2 separate regions of the Homo sapiens genome follow, and region 1 is linked to region 2. A link is an interaction called in ENCODE POLR2A ChIA-PET data of the cell type or tissue named here. Cell type or tissue: IMR-90. All regions are shown on one strand. Each heading gives the region's core, and the rest is flanking DNA. Links, peaks and the distances in the headings are about the cores only.

Region 1 (2,906 bases), core at 215-2,714, 290 kb before region 2:
GAAGTAGTAAAACATTGCCCAGACTCCCATGATGACCAGGTTTTCATTTCAATAATGAAACATCAATAGGCACAAATATATAGCCAGATGTGGAATAGAAGCCCATGTGTCTAGCCCTTGGAAACTATAAATCGCCAATAAAATTGCAAATTGGGGAGAGAGAAGCCTACAAAACTCGTAGAATTCAGATTAATAACATATTTAACGTCAGGTATGATTACTATTTTTTCCTTTCTTTTCTTTCCTCTGTTTTTTGAGACAGGGTCTTGCTCTGCTGCCCAGGCTGGAGTGCAGTGGCGCAACGATGGCTCACTATAGCCCTGAACTCCTGGGCTCTAGTGATCCTCCTGCCTCCCAAGTAGCTGGAACTACAGGAATATACCACTGTGGCCAGCTAATTTATTTTATTTTTTTTAAATTTTATTTTGAGAAAGAGTTTTGTTCTGTTGCCCAGGCTGGAGTGCAGTGGCGTGTTCTCAGCTCACTGCAACCTCCCCATCCCAGGTTCAAGCAATTCTTCTGCCCCAACCTCCTGATTAGCTGGGTCTACAGGCATGTACCAACACACCTAGCTAATTTTGTATTTTTAGTAGAGATGGGATTTCACCATGTTGGCCAGGCTGTTCTTGAACTAGTGACCTCATGTGATCTGCACGCCTTGGCCTCCCAAAATGCTCAGATTACAGGCATGAGCCACCACACCGGCCTAATTTATTTATTATTATTATTATATTTTAGAGATGGAGTCTTGCTTTGCAGCCCAGGCTTTTGAACTCTTGGCTTCAAGAGATCTCCCACCTCAGCCTCCCAAAGTGCTGAGATTACAGGCGTGAACGACTGTGCCGGGCTCAGCATTTTTAATTCATTCCAAACAGAAGTGCATTCTGTTTAATCATTAAACAGTATGTATGATGCTGTTTTGCTGAAACAAAATTGTAGCTTCATGTCTACAGACTGTCATCAAGGAGGCGTGGGAGTTTGGAAGGCCTTGTACTTGCCATGTGCCTGGGGGTGACTCAAATGGTCCACGATATTCTTTTTCTATTTGAGCCACACCTCAAAAACTTAAATCATATGTCATTTGGCTTTCCATGAGGACCCCATTCATGCATTGAATTGGCCTCTGTTCCTTGGTGACCATTACTGGGGTTGGCATCCATGATTCTTGCCACGGGGTCTCAACTTAGTAAATGATTCAAGAAACTAAGAGCTTCTTTGATGGAAGTATCTTTCAATTGCAAATTTCCCTGTAAAAGAGAAGTCTTGCCTTTATCTCAGCAGACACTGGGGGACGGGTCACTCTGGCATGAGCACATGCTACCCCACGTCATGTTTGCCTGTCTGATTCCAAATGCAATTCACACAGGATTTGTGTGGCTAGAAAGCAGTCAGCAAGATGACTCAGATTAATTATCACGGGAATAAAAATATAAAACAAAAAAATATGGACAGAGTTCGTGGCTTCTAAGAAGAGTCAGGGGACTGTGTTATGACTCAGTTTATTTCTGGCTGCTGATGGGAGATGGGCTGGATGGGTGGAAGGCGGGGCAGAGGCGGAAGATGAATTGCGAGGTCACTCACTGTGGTTGTCCAGTGGAAAGGGCTGAGGCCCCACTGGGAGTGGGGGTGGCGGCAGGTAGCAGAAGAGGTGGATGGGAGAGACACTTGTGAGTTACAAAGTATAGGACCTGGTGCTTACTTTTATTTTTTTTTGAGACAGGGTCTTGCTCTGTTACCCAGGCTGGATTGCAGTGGTGTGATCATGGCTCACCGCAGCCTCATCCTCCTGGGCTCAAGCAATCCTCTTGCCTCAGTCTCCCGAGTAGCTGGGAGCACAGGTGTACACAACCACATCCAGCTACATTTTTTTTATTTTTATTTTTTTTAGAGATGAGGTTTCCCTATGTTGGCGAGGCTGGCCTCAAACTCCTGGGTTCAAGTAATCCTCCCACCTCAGCCTCCCAAAGTGCAGGGATTACAGATGAGAGCCACTGCACCTGGCCTAGCGCCCAGTTTTAATTGAGGGAAGAGTGACAGTGGGGAGAGGAAGGAGGGTTTGTGGCTTGGGCTACTGACTAGATGGTGGTGTCAGGCACGGAACGGGGCGCAGGTTGCAGGGAGGCTGAATTTGGGGTGTGGCTTGCATGACTCTGACAGTGCCCATGTGCTAATCCCTGGGATCTGTGAATATGTTCCCCTACCTGGCAAAGAAATTCTGCAGATGTGTTTAAATTGATGTTGAGATGGGAAGAGGATCCTGGGTTATCCAGGTGGCCCAGTGTAGTCACTAGAGTTTTTGTAAGAGGGAGGCAGGAGAATCAGTCAGAGAGATGGGAAGATGCTCATCTGTGGGCCTGAAGATGGAGGGAGGGGCCATGAGTTAAAGAATGCAGGCAGCCTCTAGAAGATGCAAAAGGCAAGACACGGATTCTCTTCTAGGTCTTCCGGGAGGAACCAGCTTGCTGACACCTGATTTGTAGACCAGGGAGAGACATTTTGGACCTCTGACCTCCAGAACCATAAGATAAACTTGTGCCGCTTAAGGCGGTAAGTACGTGGTAGTTTGCTATAGCAGCCACTGTGAGGCTGCCCCTAGGCAGTTGGGGTCTGGGGCAAGAGAAAGATCTGGGCTAGAGATACCTGGCAGGTACCAGGGACCTAGGATGGGTGAGGCTAAGAAAGGGCTGTGCTCCCTAGAGGAGGGGTGAGGCTGAGGCTGGGGGAGGGTGTGAGGGACCTGAGAGGAGGACAGCGGAGAGGGAGAAGAGCTCCTGGAGAGAATGGTCACGGAAGGTGTCAGAGGCCCTAGAGATTCAGGTAGAACAAAAATGCTGCAGCAGCCTGTGACTTCAGCAAGAATAGTTTGTGTGGGGTGTGGTCTCAGGAGCACCAGGGAGTGAGTCCTG
Region 2 (2,906 bases), core at 191-2,690:
GCTGGCCTGAGATCCCCACTCCTTAGCCACGTAGAGAAAGTGGGGAGGGGTATGGTGACAGCGGGAGGTGCCTGAGTCCCTGGAAGGGGCAGCTGCGGAGCCACCCATCATGAGTCACTTTCCCATCTTCTCCTAAAGGCACATACCCCACGCCGACCCCGCAGACAGCAGGGCCCCACTTTCCGCACCCCATGATCCAGAAGGCGTGGCTCAAGCCGAGTCCTGCCCTGGGCGGGTGTAGAGATGCCAACACCCACTTCACACCATCCCTGCCTGCTCCCCAGTCCCGGGGCACACCCCGAACTTTCCAGCCTCCAGGCCTTGTCTGTGCTGGGCCCCTCACTACCCAGAAACGCACTGTCTCTTCCTCCCATAGCTGAAATCCAGCCACCAGGGAGCCCCAGGGTCCTCGTGCCGCCAGCCCTGAACCTTGATTTTCATTTTTCTTGTCTCCCAGTTGGACTGTGAAGCCAGCGAGAGCATGGGGGCCTGGCTGTCCTGCCCCAGCCTTCCTCGGGGTGTCCTGGCTCTGTCCCGTGAGCTGCGTGACACAGGCCCACCCACAAGTGGCGTGACGCAGGCCCAGAGCCACAGGCTGGACAGCTCCACTCCCCAGGACTCACGCCGTGGATGTCACGAAGCTTCACTTGTCTCCACAGAATAAAATCCAGCCCGAGGTCTGGTTCCTCCTGGGGTTCAAGGGACATCCAATCTCTCCCCAGCAGGGGATCAAAGGCCTTGGGTAGGGTTTTTTAACCTGTGGTGCTCTCGGCAGGATGCCCAGAGCCTCCCCCTTGGTCCTGCTGCCTCTCGGTGACTCCCGGTGGCCCCCTCCGGAGAGGCCACAGCCCTTTACCCTCCTCCTTCTCTTGGGACACCCCCTTTCCCAGGCTGAGCCCAGCCTCTCTGGGTCACCCCAGCTTTATTTCTTGTAGGGCAAGCAGATCATTTTATTTTTGACCGAAGGGCTCCTGAAAAGCCAGGATGCCATGAGCAGCCAGGACTTGGCCCTCCCCACCTTCCTAGGGGTGGCAGGGGGTTGGTGTCTCACTGATTACCCGACCTGACCCTAACCTCATGTATTGGAGTGAACAGTGAGTAGGAACTTCAGAGGCAGCTCCGAGTCCTCAGAACACCCTCAGGGAGGCTGTCCTGCCACACTGCACCTTGAGAAGTCTGGAGCCCTGAGTGGCCCGGCCTGCCTGTGTCATGCTGCTGATGGGCAGAGCCAGGGAGCAGCCCCAAACCCCAGCCCAGGCCCTCGCTGAGGAGCACCGGGCTCCCAGGGACTCATCTGAGGGCTGTCCCCAAGCAGAAGGCAGCTTGGGCACTGATAGCCTCTGACAGCCTCCCCCACCCTCCTGCACCTGTGGCTGCTGCAGGCCGCGGTGGGCCCCGCTCCTGGGGCAGCAGGAGGACCCCACCTGGTACCCGCCACATTACCCTATTGATGCCACAGGGCTTCGAATTCATGTCCCCCCGCCCCATGGCTGCAGGTTGGGGCTTCGGAGCTCAGTGGTTGCAGGCCCTGTGTGGCCACATCTACACTGAGGCTGCAGCACTGGGGCAGGGGCAGGTGCACAGACGTTTGTGGGAGGTGGGATCAGGCAATGCCACCCCGTCCATGCAGCTGGTGCATCCCCTGCAGCCCCAGCAGCTGAGGAAAATGTCGAGAAAGGACCTGGACCTCCTGGGGGACTGGCACACGCCAGCTGGAACCACTGAAGAAGCCCCATGGAAGCCGGCTGGGGAGAGGAGGTGGACCTGAGGGAGGACTCACCCCAGGAGGGAGGACTCAGCCTGAAAAGGGAGGACTCACCCAGAAGCGGGAGGGCTTACCCCAGGAGGGAAACTCACCTCAGGAGGGGAACTCACCCTAAGGAGGGGGACTCACCCAGAGGAGGGGGAACTCATCTAGAGGGGGGGGCACTCACCCAGGAGGGGAACTCACCCTGAGGAGGCAGGACTCACCTCAGGAGGGGAACTCACCCAGAGAAGGGAGGACTCACCTCAGGAGGGGAACTCACCCTGAGGAGGGGGAACTCACCCAGAGGTGAGAGGACTCACCCCAGGAGGGGAACTCCGGGTTGAGGAAGGAGGGGTCACCCTAGGAGGGGGAACTCACCCTGAGGAGGACTCACCCTGAGAAGGATGGACTTACCTCAGGAGGGAGGACGCATCCCAGGAGGGGGACTCACCCAGAGGAGGCAGGACTCACTCTAGGAGGGGAACTCACCGTGAGAAGGGAGCATTCACCCAAGGAGGGGGAACTCACCCTGAGGAGGACTCACCCTGAGGAGGGGGAACTCACTCAGAGGCAGGAGGACTAACCCCAGGAGGGAAACTCACCCTGAGGAGAGAGGACTCACCCTGAGAAGGGAGGACTTACCTCAGGAAGGAGGACTCACCCCAGGAGGGGAACTCACCCCAAGGAGGAAGGACTCACCCTGAGGAGGGAGGACTCACTCCAGGCAAGAGCTGGATGGCTGGTGACAGGCCCTGGAGCCAGCAGGGAGGGGCAGCTTTCCTGGGAGCTTGGTGACAAAACAGAGGACTATTCCCAAGAGCCCTGGAGGAGTGTGTACCTGTCTGTGTGTATGCATGTGTGGTGGAGTGTGTGCATGTGGGTGTCTGTGAACTGGTGTGTAAGAGTGTTCCCATTGCACTCATGTTCATGTGAGGACACATTGCACTTATGTGCATGTGAGCAGTAGTGTGTGCCTGTGTGCGTGTATACACGAGTGTGCGGGCACGTGTGTTACTTTGTGCCTGTGTGAGCTGCAGGGAAAGGCGCCTGTGAGTGAAGTGAAGGAGCCCTGGGGCCGAACATAGCACTGGGACTTGGTCACCCCAAGGTGGTGGCACCTCTGGGTCCCTCTCTGCGGGGAGGAAGCATGGGAACCGGG

Evidence for each region. ChIA-PET counts read pairs that join two places held together with the same protein. Peaks named below come from ENCODE experiments on the same cell type or tissue, not always from the same donor. Only the 100,000 strongest peaks of a DNase experiment are listed, where the experiment ranks them.
Region 1: POLR2A ChIA-PET joins it to region 2 with 5 read pairs; 4 of 35 experiments call an interaction of 5 or more read pairs at or near these places.

What each region holds. Positions count from the first base shown.
Region 1 is chr11:70,208,791-70,211,696 of GRCh38, reverse strand. LOC124902705 (a long non-coding RNA gene) reads left to right here. Exons shown (of 3, transcript XR_007062761.1): 2 at 2,440-2,547. Among named protein-coding and RNA genes, the nearest start is that of FADD, 6.9 kb to the right of the region's middle. In IMR-90, for the core only: no CTCF peak of the experiment used is centred there; a DNase peak (open chromatin) is centred at 1,466.
Region 2 is chr11:69,919,408-69,922,313 of GRCh38, reverse strand. No RefSeq gene overlaps it. Among named protein-coding and RNA genes, the nearest start is that of FGF3, 100 kb to the right of the region's middle. In IMR-90, for the core only: no CTCF peak of the experiment used is centred there; no DNase peak of the experiment used is centred there.